Linked DNA regions of Homo sapiens: region 2 is linked to region 1. A link is an interaction called in ENCODE POLR2A ChIA-PET data of the cell type or tissue named here. Cell type or tissue: PC-9. All regions are shown on one strand. Links, peaks and the distances in the headings refer to the core of each region. The heading gives the core; the rest is flanking DNA.

Evidence for each region. Peaks named below come from ENCODE experiments on the same cell type or tissue, not always from the same donor. Only the 100,000 strongest peaks of a DNase experiment are listed, where the experiment ranks them.
Region 2: POLR2A ChIA-PET joins it to region 1 with 6 read pairs; 1 of 35 experiments calls an interaction of 5 or more read pairs at or near these places.

What each region holds. Positions count from the first base shown.
Region 1 is chr22:23,720,379-23,726,097 of GRCh38, reverse strand. No RefSeq gene overlaps it. Among named protein-coding and RNA genes, the nearest start is that of ZNF70, 28 kb to the left of the region's middle. In PC-9, for the core only: no CTCF peak of the experiment used is centred there; no DNase peak of the experiment used is centred there; H3K4me3 peaks cover 551 bases; H3K27ac peaks cover 882 bases.
Region 2 is chr22:24,585,973-24,591,691 of GRCh38, reverse strand. LRRC75B (leucine rich repeat containing 75B) reads left to right here. Exons shown (of 4, transcript NM_207644.3): 2 at 1,743-1,871; 3 at 3,363-3,478; 4 at 5,281-5,719. It also overlaps a transcript of GGT1 not described here. Among named protein-coding and RNA genes, the nearest start is that of LRRC75B, 4.2 kb to the left of the region's middle. RefSeq lists an enhancer at 1-192. In PC-9, for the core only: no CTCF peak of the experiment used is centred there; a DNase peak (open chromatin) is centred at 3,159.

The sequences.
Region 1 (5,719 bases), core at 1,032-5,031:
TCTTTCTCAACACACATTGATATATTGATGAATATATGTGGGAGTTTTATTACTGAAGCATTTCTTTAGTCTATTTGCTGTAGAACCACATAGCCTTCCTGGTGTGCTAAGATGTGAACTGAAGGCTGGGCACAGTGGCTTATGCCTGTAATCCCAGCACTTTGGGAGGCTGAGGCAGGCAGATCACTGGAGGTCAGGAGTTCGAGACCAGCCTGGCCAACATGGTGAAACACAGTCTCTACTAAAAATACAAAAATCAGCCATGTGTGGTGTCGTGTGCCTGTAATCCCAGCTACTTGGGAGGCTGAGACAGGAGAATCGCTTGAATCCAGGAGGCGGAGGTTGCAGTAAGCCGAGATTGCACCATTGCACTCCAGCCTGGGAGATAAAGTGGGACTCCGTCTCAAAAAAAAAAAAAAAAATGTGAACTGACACATTGGGCTGTGACTTCATGAAAAGATATTATTATTGTTTATAGTACTGGTACAGGTTTGTACCCTACAAACACAAAAATTGTAATAACTTCTACTGCACAAAATTCTCATAAAAATGCAAACTCTATGTTAAAAAAGTTACCCGGGTGTGGTAGCCCATGCCTGTGTCCAGCTTCTCAGGAGGCTGTGGCAGGAGGGTTGCTTGAGCCCAGGAGTTGGCAGCTGCGGTGAGCTATGATTGTGCCACTGCACTCCAGCCTGGGTGCCAGAGCACATCCCTGTCTCTAAAACAAGCAAACAAAACAAAACAAAACAAAACTCTACGTGTGAGATTGCATATACCAAATGATTGAGGCCATTCTGTTAGGATTGATGAGATATTATGACTAGGTATCAACAAGAATGGAATTATACGCTTACAATTGTACTTCTCTGATGACTGGAAATACTTTACACACATTAGCTTCTGGGTCCATACATATCCAACATTATTTCTTTTTTCTCTTTTTCTTTTCTTTTCTTCCTTTTTTTTTTTTTTTTTTTTGAGACAGAGTCTTGCTCGGTCATCCAGGCTAGAGTGCAGTGGTGCAATCTCAGTTCACTGCCACCTCGGCCTCTGGGGTTCAAGCGATTTCCCTGCCTCAGCCTCCCAAGTAGCTGGGATTACAGGTGCGTGCCACCATGCCTGGCTAATTTTCTGTGTTTTTAGTAGAGCTGGGGTTTCGCCATGTTGGCCAGGCTGGTCTTGAACTCCTGACCTCAGGTGATCCTCCCACCTCAGCCTCCCAAAATGCTGGGATTACAGGCATGAGCCACCACACCCAGCCTTCAAACATTATTTCTCCTCTACTACCCACATTTTTTTTTTTTTTTTTGAGACAGGGTCTTGCTCTGTCCCCCAGGCTGGAGTGCAATGGTGCGATGACAGCTCACTGCAGCCTCAACCTCTCATGCTCAAGCGATCCTCCCACGTCAGCCCACTGAGCAGCTGGGACTACAGGTATGTGCCATCATGCCTGGCTAATTTTTGTATTTTTTGTAGAGATGGGGTTTTGCTATGTTGCCTAGACTGGTTTCAAACTCCTTAGGTCAAGCAGTCCGCCCACCTCAGCCTCCCAAAGTAAGATTTCAGGCATGAGCCACTACACCCAGCCAAAAAAAAGATAATTAAAAAAAGAAAAGAAAGTATTCTGCTTACCCCAATCCTGGGAACTGGGACGTCTAAGTCCATCAGACCCTAATGTTATAAAGACGGGAAACACATTACAAAACCTGGCACGATTTTGGCTCACTGCAACCTCCACCTCCCAGGTTCAAGCGATTCTCCTTTCTCAGCCTCCCTAGTAGCTGGGATTACAGGCACACACCACCATGTCTGGCTAATTTTTGTTTTTGTGGTAGAGACGGGGTCTTACCAGGTTGGCCAGCCTGGTCTCGAACTTCTGACTTCAAGTGATCCGCGCACCTTAGCCTCTCAAAGTGCTGGGATCACAGGCGTGAGCCACTGCACCTGGCATATGTAGCTTTTTAAAAAAATCTTTGTTGCTATCTTATTTAGGAATAAAATATGAGGCAGCTTTGATATCGGTGGAAGGTATCAGTGTTCCAGGCAGTGAATCTGTGTGGGTTTGCAGTGACCTCAATTTTTGCCTCCTCAGGAAAGAATTCAACTGAGGTGTGTAAGGCAGAAAAAGAGACCAAGGTAAGTTTCAGAGCAGGAGTGGAAGTTAGTTTGTTTGCTTATATATTTAAAATATTTTAGGCCAGGCGCGGTGGCTCACACCTGTAATTCCAACACTTTGGGAGGCCGAGGCGGGTGGATCACGGGGTCAGGACATCGAGACCATCCTGGCTAACACGGTGAAACCCCGTCTCTACTAAAAATACAAAAAAAAAAATTAGCCGGGCATGGTGGCAGGCGGCTGTAGTCCCAGCTACTCAGGAGGGTGAGGCAGGAGAATGGCATGAACCCGGGAGGCGGAGCTTGCAGTGAGCCGAGATTGTGCCACTGCACTCCAGCCTGGGGACAGAGCGAAACTCCATCTCAAAAAAAAAAAAAATTTTTTTTTGTTGCCTAGGCTGGAGTGCAGTGGCACCATCTCAGCTCACTGCAACCTCCACCCACTGGGTTCAAGTGATTCTACTACCTCAGTCTCCCTAGTAGTTGGAACTATAGACATGTGCCACCAGACCTGGCTAATTTTTGTATTTTTAGTAGAGACGATGCTTCACCATGTTGCCAGACTGGTCTTGAATTCCTGACCTCAAGTGGTCCACCTGCCTTGGCCTCTCAAAATGCTAGGATTACAGGCATGAGCCACCGTGCTCAGCCCTGGAGTGGAAGTTTATTTAAAAGGCTTTAGAATAGGAAAGAAAGGAAAGAAAAGTACGCTTGGAAGAGACCCAAGAGGGCACCAAGGTCAAGTGCGGTGTTTAACCTTGACCCTAGGACTTTATAGGCTGGCCTCTTTCCCATGTTCCTTCCTTTAGGGTGGGCTGCCACAGGGGGCAGGTGAGCACCCGCTATGTGTTTAGAAACTTCTGTGCACACCCATCTAAGGCTTTCTTCCCTTTTCTGGTGGAGTGCCCCCGAAAGGTCATACTCCCCCATTTTGTCTCTTACTGCACATGCCTGGACTCACTCATCCAATACCTGACATTTTATCAGAAGCCCCCTTGTGCCTCTCCCTTGTGCCTGCATTCAATTCATACTTTAATGCAACAGGTGTGGACCAGCAGGCAATGGCCTTTTCCTGGTGCCAGCTGCCAATTTGTCACTTTTTTTTTTTTTTTGAGACAGAATCTGGCTCTGTCACCCAGGCTTGAGTGCAGTGGTGCGATATCACTGTAACCTTCACCTACTGGGTTCAAGCAATTCTCCTGCCTCAGCCTCCTGAGCAACTAGGACTACAGGCACACACCACCATGCCCAGCTAATATTTTTGTATTTTTAGTGGAGACGGGGTTTCATCATGTTGGCCAGGCTGGTCTCGATCTCCTAACATCAAGTGATCCGCCCGCCTCGGCCTCACAAGGTGCTGTGCCCGGCCAATTTATCCCTTTTAGAGAGGCAATGGGATGATCGCCAAACCATCTGCTGACATTTCTAGTGGGCGAGGGGAGAGCCCTCTCTGCCCCCATCATGCCTATCCTACCTTTTCCTGATGCAGCTCTCAGCTTGACTTTTCCCTTTGGCTTAGTGACTTGTCAGGGTAGGAGGGGTCCCAAGATTTATTTTCTTTTCACAAAGGCAAAAGGGGATACGGCATGTCACATGGTGAAAGAGGGAGTGAGAGAGAGAACAGGGAGGCGCTGCACTCTTATAAACAGCCAGATCTCATGGGAACTACCTGAGTGGGAGCTCACTCATCACCAAGGGGATGATCCCATCATTGCCACCAGGCCTCACTTCCAATTCCGAGAATGACATCTCTTTTTTTTTTTGAGACAGAGTCTTGCTCTCTCACCTAGGCTGCAGTGCAGTGGTGTGATCTCATCTCACTGCAGCCTCTGCCTCCCAGGTTCAAGCAATTTTCCTGCCTCAGCCTCCCGAGTAGCTGGGACTACAGATGCACACCACCACGCCCGGCTAATTTTTTTTTTTTTTTTTTGAGACAGAGTCTTGCTCTGTCACCCAGGCTGGAGTGCAGTGGCACTATCTCGGCTCACTGCAAGCTCCACCTCCCGGGTTCACGCCATTCTCATGCGTCAGCCTCCCAAGTAGCTGGGACTGCAGGCGCCCGCCACCACGCCTGGCTAATTTTTCGTATTTTTAGTAGAGACAGAGTTTCACCGTGTTAGCCAGGATGGTCTCGATCTCCTGACCTTGTGATCCACCCGCCTTGGCCTCCCAAAGTGCTGGGATTACAGGCATGAGCCACCGCACCCGGCCTGTATTTTTTTTTTTTTTAGTAGAATTAAGGTTTTACCATACTGGCCAGGCTAGTCTTGAACTCCTGACCTCAAGTGATCTGCCCACCTCAGCCTCCCAAAGTGCTGAGATTACAGGTGTGAGCCACTGCGCCTGGCTGGAAATCACATCTCAACATGAGATTTGGAGGGCACATACCCAAACCACATTACCCTTCGAGGGAAATTCCGGGCACCTAGCTATCTTGAGAAGTAAATTAGCAACTTGATGAGAAGAAGGTAATAATTGGCTGGGTTCAGTGCCTCACACCTGTAATCCCAGCACTTTGGGAGGTCGAGACAGATAGATCAACTGAGGTCAGGAGTTCGAGATCAGCCTGGCTAATGTGATGAAACCCCATCTCTACTAAAAATACAAAAATTAGCTGGGTGTGGTGACGGATGCCTGTAATCCCAGCTACGCGGGAGGCTGAGGCAGGAGGATTGCTTGAACCCGGGAGGCGGAGGGTGCAGTGGGCTTAGATTGGGCCATTGCTCTCCAGTCTGGGCAACAGAGCAAGACTCCGTCTCAAAAAAAAAAACAAAAAACAAAAAACAAGAAAAAGTAATAATAGCTCAGAACAACAGCCACCCAAGTCGGTTAGAGCCACAAGATATTTGATCCCCTATAGAAAGTAAAGATAACATCTTGACAAATGTCCCTAAGTTGTTTTTCAGAAGCGCAGACCTCAACCAGATGAAAAATGGCGACAGCTTTCACGTTGACCTCAGATAAGGGTGAACCAAGGGCTGAACTCTGATTGGAGTTCTTTGTTCTAAATTTCTTCCTGAGGGGCTTGGAGGGAATCAGACTCACAGGTGAAAACTTAACATCCCTTCTGCTGACCCCAAGGTTTTAGATAAAGCTTTGCTTTCTTAACCAACTGTAAACGTAAAAAATATTTGAATTCACCAGGCGCGATGGCTCATGCCTGTAATCACAGCACTTTGGGAGGCCGAGGCGGGCGGATCACCTGAAGTCAGGAGTTCAAGGCCAGTGTGGTTAACATGGTGAAACCCTGTCTTTACTAAAAATACAAAAATTAGCCGGGCGTGGTGGTGGGCGCCTGTAATCCCAGCTACTCAGGAGGCTGATGCAGGAGAATTGCTTGAACCAGGTGGCACACGCCTATAGTCCAGCTACATGAGAGGCTGAGGCAGGAGGATTGATGAAGCTCGGGAAGCAGAGGTTGCAGTGAGCCGAGACCAGGCCATTGCACTCCAGCCTAGACGACAGAGCGCGACTCTCAAAAAAAAAAAAAAAAAGAAAAAAAGAAAGAAGGAAAAGGAAAAAAGGAAGGCATCTTCTCTGGCACCCTTTAGTCTTTTTTTTTTTTTTTTTTTTTTGAGATGGGGTCTCGCTCTGTCACCTGGGC
Region 2 (5,719 bases), core at 690-4,689, 870 kb before region 1:
CCTGGAGTCCAAGACACCAGTTGGGCATTTTAGCTGGGAAACTAGAGGGAAAGAAGGATCCTCAGAGACCACCTCTTTGTGTCTCAGAGGTTGGGATTTGAGGTCCAGCCGGGGCCTATCCTGCTCCATAACCTGCAGGGACCCTGCAGCTGTGACCCACGGCCTCCCCTGCCTGGCCCAACTTCCTGTGCTTGGGACCCACGCACAGAGCATATCACCTATGGATTGGAGAAGGCCCACATGGGGTCTAGAGGCCCCTCCTGGCTGTGGCTGCCCCATCAGCTCTCAAAATGTCCTCTAAAGAGACCCTCTGGGCCAGATGCAGTGGCTCACGCCTATAATCCCAGCACTTTGGGAGGCTGAGGCAGGCAGATCACCTGAAGTCGGGAATTCGAGACCAGCCTGACCAACATGGAGAAACCCCTTCCCTGCTAAAAATACAAAATTAGCTGGGCGTGGTGGCACATGCCTGCAATCCCAGCTACTCAGGAGGCTGAGGCAGGAGAATTGCTTGAACCCGGGAGGCGGAGGTTGCGGTGAGCTGACCTCGCACCACTGCGCCCCAGCCCGGGCAACAAGAGCAAAACTCCGTCTCAAAACAAAGAGACCCTCTGAAAGAGTATTCAGCCCCACACCAGTCCTGTGGGAGTAGACAGGAGGAGAAAGTGGAGGAGTGAGGCAGGAAGGCCAGGGCAGGTCTATGCAGGCGGTGGGGTGAGGGATGGGTAGGAGAGGAGGCTGGAGGCCTGAATCTTGGCAGGAGTGGTGGGGAGAGAGAAGGGATGACTAGGTGAGCTGGGGGAGAGAGGAGGACGGAAGAGTGCTGGGGGGTTCCAGAGCTTCTGGCCCCAGTGCCTGGGAAGATGGTCATGGAGGTGCCCTATACTGAGCTGGGGCATGGGTGGTGAGGCTGGCTTCAGGGTGGCATGCCTTTGAGACATCTGAGAGAGAGGTCCGCCCCCAAGGGAAGGATCCATACCTGTCCGCAAACAGATGCTGGCCGCAGCTTAGGAAAACCAAGGGATAGGTGGGAAGGCAGAGGATCTGAAGGGAACACTGGGGGACAGGGGAATTTGAGGGGTCATAAGAAGAGCAAACCCCCCCACCATAAGACGAAAGACCCCAAAGAATCCCACTGACAAGTCCTAACCCCAGAGAAGGCAGTGTCACAGCACAACACTACCTCAAGGGAACTGGTCTAAGGGTTCTGGGATTCACTTACCACTTCCCTGAGGGCTCCCATGTCCCTCCCCTCTACTTATCCAAAGGGTCCTCCAAGGCTGAGTGGCTCACACCTGTAATCCCAGCACTTTGGGAGGATCGCTTGAGCCCAGGAGTTTGAGACCAGTCTGGGCAACATAGTGAGACCCCATTTCTACAAAACATTTTTTTTTTAATTAGCTGAGCATAGTGGTGCCTGTCTATAGCCCCAGCTCCTCAGGAGGCTGAAGTGGGAGGATTCCTTGAGGAGGCAGATGTTACACTGAACTGAGATCACGCCACTGCACTCCAGCCTGGGTGACAGGGTGAGACCCTGTCTCAAAAAATAAATAAGCAAAAAAAGAAGGGGGCCACCCGCCACTGGACTGTTGGCCCATGGCCGCCTGTGGGGAGAATCCAGCCAGCCTTAGGGAGGAGATGGAGAGACAGGAACGGGCATAAGCAGCATCTGGCTGGCTGGGGTGGTGCCTCGAGATGGGAGACCCAACGGGCTCACTCAACTCTCTCTTCACCACTCACAGGACCTGGGCCTTGAGAGGACCCTCCTTCCTGATATCCTCTACAGAGATGTGGCCTTCCTCAACCCGGTCGACCCCATCTCCCATGACCTGCTTGTGAACCTGGCCCGGGACCTGCAGTGCCCCAAGAAGGTGAGGCTGGCAGGCACGGGCCCTGGGCTGGGCACTGTGGTGGACAGGGGGGCCAACAGAGCCCAGGGCTGGGGACTGGGAGGCTAGGTCCTTCTGCGGCTTGCTGTGTGGCCTTAGGCAAGTCACTGTCCCTGTCTGAGACCTGCTGCCAGCATCAGTATATTAGGCTGGCCACCAGCTAGAGCAAGTGTGAGCTGTGCTTTGCAGGACCCTCAGAGTCCTGGGCAGACCCATTTTCTGTGTGGCAGCACTGTGCACCAGGCCTGGGGGCCCAGACCAGGAAGACTATAGCTGGGCAGAAGTCATATGGGGACCCTGCGGGTCACAGACTGTTCTGAGAAATCCACCAACGGAAACAAACTCCTAGCCTCTGAATTCCTGGGCCAGAAGAGAGCCGCTCTCGGCTAGAGCCCCCGTCTGTCCGCAGGTCTCCATCCTGTACAGACACCCTTGCGGACGGGTGCTCACTGCTTTCCCCTACAACAGCTGGGGTCATAAGCAAGGCCCTCCTCCTTGCTGGGGTGGAGTTTGCCACCTGCAGCCTCCACCCCACAGCTGCCCAGAACCCCATGCTGACAGCACCTGCAGATGTCCTGCCATGAGCATCGACACAGCCCCAGGATGTGTGGCTGTGACCAGCCACCGGACCCAGACTCCTAGTCACAGTGAGTCCCCAACCAAAACCAGGGTATCCGCTCTGGGCCCTGCCAGCTCTGAATGCCCAGGTCTCTGCACAGTCGGCCCCTAGGACTCTGCGCCTAGCCCACGGCCATCACAGGAACAGCCAGGGCTTGCAGCTGCTGTGTGTGCTGCCTGCTCCTGGGGCTGCTCACAGAGGGACTGGATAAAGGATGCAGTGGAGCATGCTCAGTGCCAGCTTTGTGGGCCGCGCACCTCGGATTCCACCCTGAGCTGGGCCTCTGCCGGAGCCCAGTTAGGACTGAGAGAGAGCCAGGTGGTGGTGCTGTAAAACATTACATCCCCCAGCCCTGTCAGCCCAGACCCAGACCCCGCAGGCGCAGTCTCGCTTGGAGAGTGAGAGGAAGAAGAACACGCTGACCTGGCTTGTTCCTACTCCCTGGGATTGGCGTCAGTGGAGCACGGCTCCCTCGAGGGGCCTGGTCTGGCCTCCTCCCCCTGTGGCAAGTCCCCGAAGGGTGCTGAGGGTGGGCAGGCAGCCGGCTGATAGCCCGAGACGCTGGCCCTGGGCCCGAGGACAGGGAACAAGGGCTCATTGTCTGGGCTTCCTCCCGCCGGGCACTGCGGGACTGGACCAGCCTGTCCAGCTCCCAGAGGGCAGCCTCCCCTGGCTCTGTGCCAGGCCACAGCCGGGTTGGGGGGTAGGAGGGGGAGGCCCTGGTGGGCAACTCGGTGATGCATGGTGCATGACTGTGCTCACACACACACTTGGCTGCCTGGGTCCCTCTCCCCAAGGCCCTGAGGTGGGCAGGAGGGGCTCAGATTCACCATGGTGACACTGCCCTCCCACAGGACTATGAGCTCTGGAAGTCCTCGGACAAGATCTGCCGACAGCTCATCTACCACCTCACCCCTCACTCGAAGCAGCAGCAAGGGTCCAGCCTGCGCCAGAGGAAGACCCAGAGCTGGTAAGGGTAGCCCAGCCACTGCCCCTCCTCACTGCTGCTCCAAGGTCCCTTCTCAGGTTGACACCTGCACTCTCACCAAGAGGCTGGTGCTGAAATCCCACCTGGTGAGGCCCTCACCTGGTCCGCATGAGGGCCCTACCCTGGAAGTCAGCCTGGCCCGTGGTAGCAGATGCTCCCCAAGCCAAGCTGCACCCTCTGAGTGACCCGTTTGGCATTTCCCACAGGACGGTCCTGCCTCCTGCCATTCATACATCCCTCAATCCCTGGTCTGTTACACGGCCTGGACACCCCACCCCTCCACCCAACAGCCAAGGTGACCTCAGTAGGCATCTTCAGCTGAGACTTCCCAACAGGTTGCGGGGGAGGCAGATTCTGGATCGCGATTCTCATTTTAGAGGGAAGGAAACAGGTTCGGAGAAGTGGCTTGCCTAAGGCCACACTCTACCCTGATTTTCCTGTACCTTGTTGGGAATTCTTTGCCACTGCCAGGCTGCCTAAAACTGAGGCTTCCGTGGCTGCCCAATAGCTCCCTCTGCCATGGGTCCCTCTCAGACACTCCATCCTGGAGTGACTCCATCCATGGAGCCTCACACACAGGCTCAGTCCAGAGCTGGCCACAGGCACCCAGGCCCAGAGGCCTGAACTGCTGCCGGGAGCTTACCCTAGCAGGCCTCCCCTGTCTGCCCTCCACCCCTGTCCCACCTTGGGCCTAATAGGCCACGCTGAGCTTGGACCCCACAAGGTTGTTCCCTGCCATGGCTGGTGGGGGTCCTGAGGGTGTGCTCACTGCTGTCAGTCCCCCAAAAGGCCTGTCTGCCTAGTGGGCTCTGTTCAGATAACTGGGGAGAGACCTAGAGGGTTGGTGGGGGCGGGGGTCCTTCTCAGTCTCTGAACTTCCCTTCTAACTGAGAAAACACGGGGAGCCCTCCCTCATGGCCGGCCCCCAGCCTGCACACCCAGGACCTCCCCTTTCACTACTGTGGGCCTGTCCCTCTCTATCCCCGGTGCCCTGTACAGCCTAATAGCCGTCCCTTTGTAGGAGAATTTCTCCCTACCCTAAAAGAATCGACATCAGAAGGGGCACAGGGAAAAAAACATGTGGGCTCAAGAGTCAGAGCATCTCAGTTTGAGGACCTGGTTCCCCGCTTAGTGGTGTGTGGCCATGGAAGAGTTACTTCACCTATCTGAAAAATAAGTGAGATGTCAATAAAACAGGTGTGGGATGCTGGGCACACAGTGAGATTTCAAATAATAGTTCATGAAGAAAGAGCCTTACTGTGTGTGCATTTAATCCTCACAACAACCACGTCCCATTTTCACCAAAGGGGAAACTGAGCCTCTGAGCATTGCCCATGGCCACCCACTTAGAAAGTGACAGTTTGGGCCCGGGCGCAGTGGCTCACGCCTGTAATCCCAGCACTTTGGGAGGCTGAGGCGGTCAGATCACCTGAGGTCAGGAGTTCGAGACCAGCCTGACAAAGATGGAGAAACCCCGCCTCTACTAAAAATACAAAATTAGCCAGGCGTGGTGGCACATGCCTTTAATCCCAGCTACTTGGGAGGCTGAAGCAGGAGAATCGCTTGAATCCGGGAGGCAGAGGTTGCCGTAAGCCGAGATTGTGCCACTGCACTCCAGCCTGGACAAAAAGAGCGAAACTTTGTCTCAAAAAATACGAAAGACACAGTTTGAATCTGGCTTTGCCAGACTGTAGGCCTGGGCTGTTCCCGACAGGTCACTGTCTGTGGTCAGTGGGGGGACTGCCTGGTTGCCTAGTCCATCCCCACCTGCCACTCTCCCATAGCCTCAAGAGCAGCCTCCAGAAGACTCTGCTGGCAGGGGAGACTGTGGACCTCTCAGGCATCCCGCTGTCGACACAGGACGTGCAACACATCACACGCTACCTGAGCAGCCATGGTGCTGTGCTGGCGGTGCTGGACCTGAGCTTCACGGGGCTGAGTGATGAGCTGCTGCACCTCCTGCTGCCCAGCCTGTGGGCGCTGCCCCGCCTCACCCAGCTCCTGCTCAACGGCAACCGACTGACGCGGGCCACTGCCCGCAAGCTCACTGATGCCATCAAGGACACCACCAAGTTCCCTGCTTTGGCTTGGGTGGACCTGGGCAACAACGTGGATGTGGCTTCCCTGCCCCAGCCCCTGCTGGTCGGCCTGCGCCGGCGGCTGAGCCAGCGCACCTCACTCCCCACCATCTACGAGGGCCTGGACCTTGAGCCTGAGGGCAGT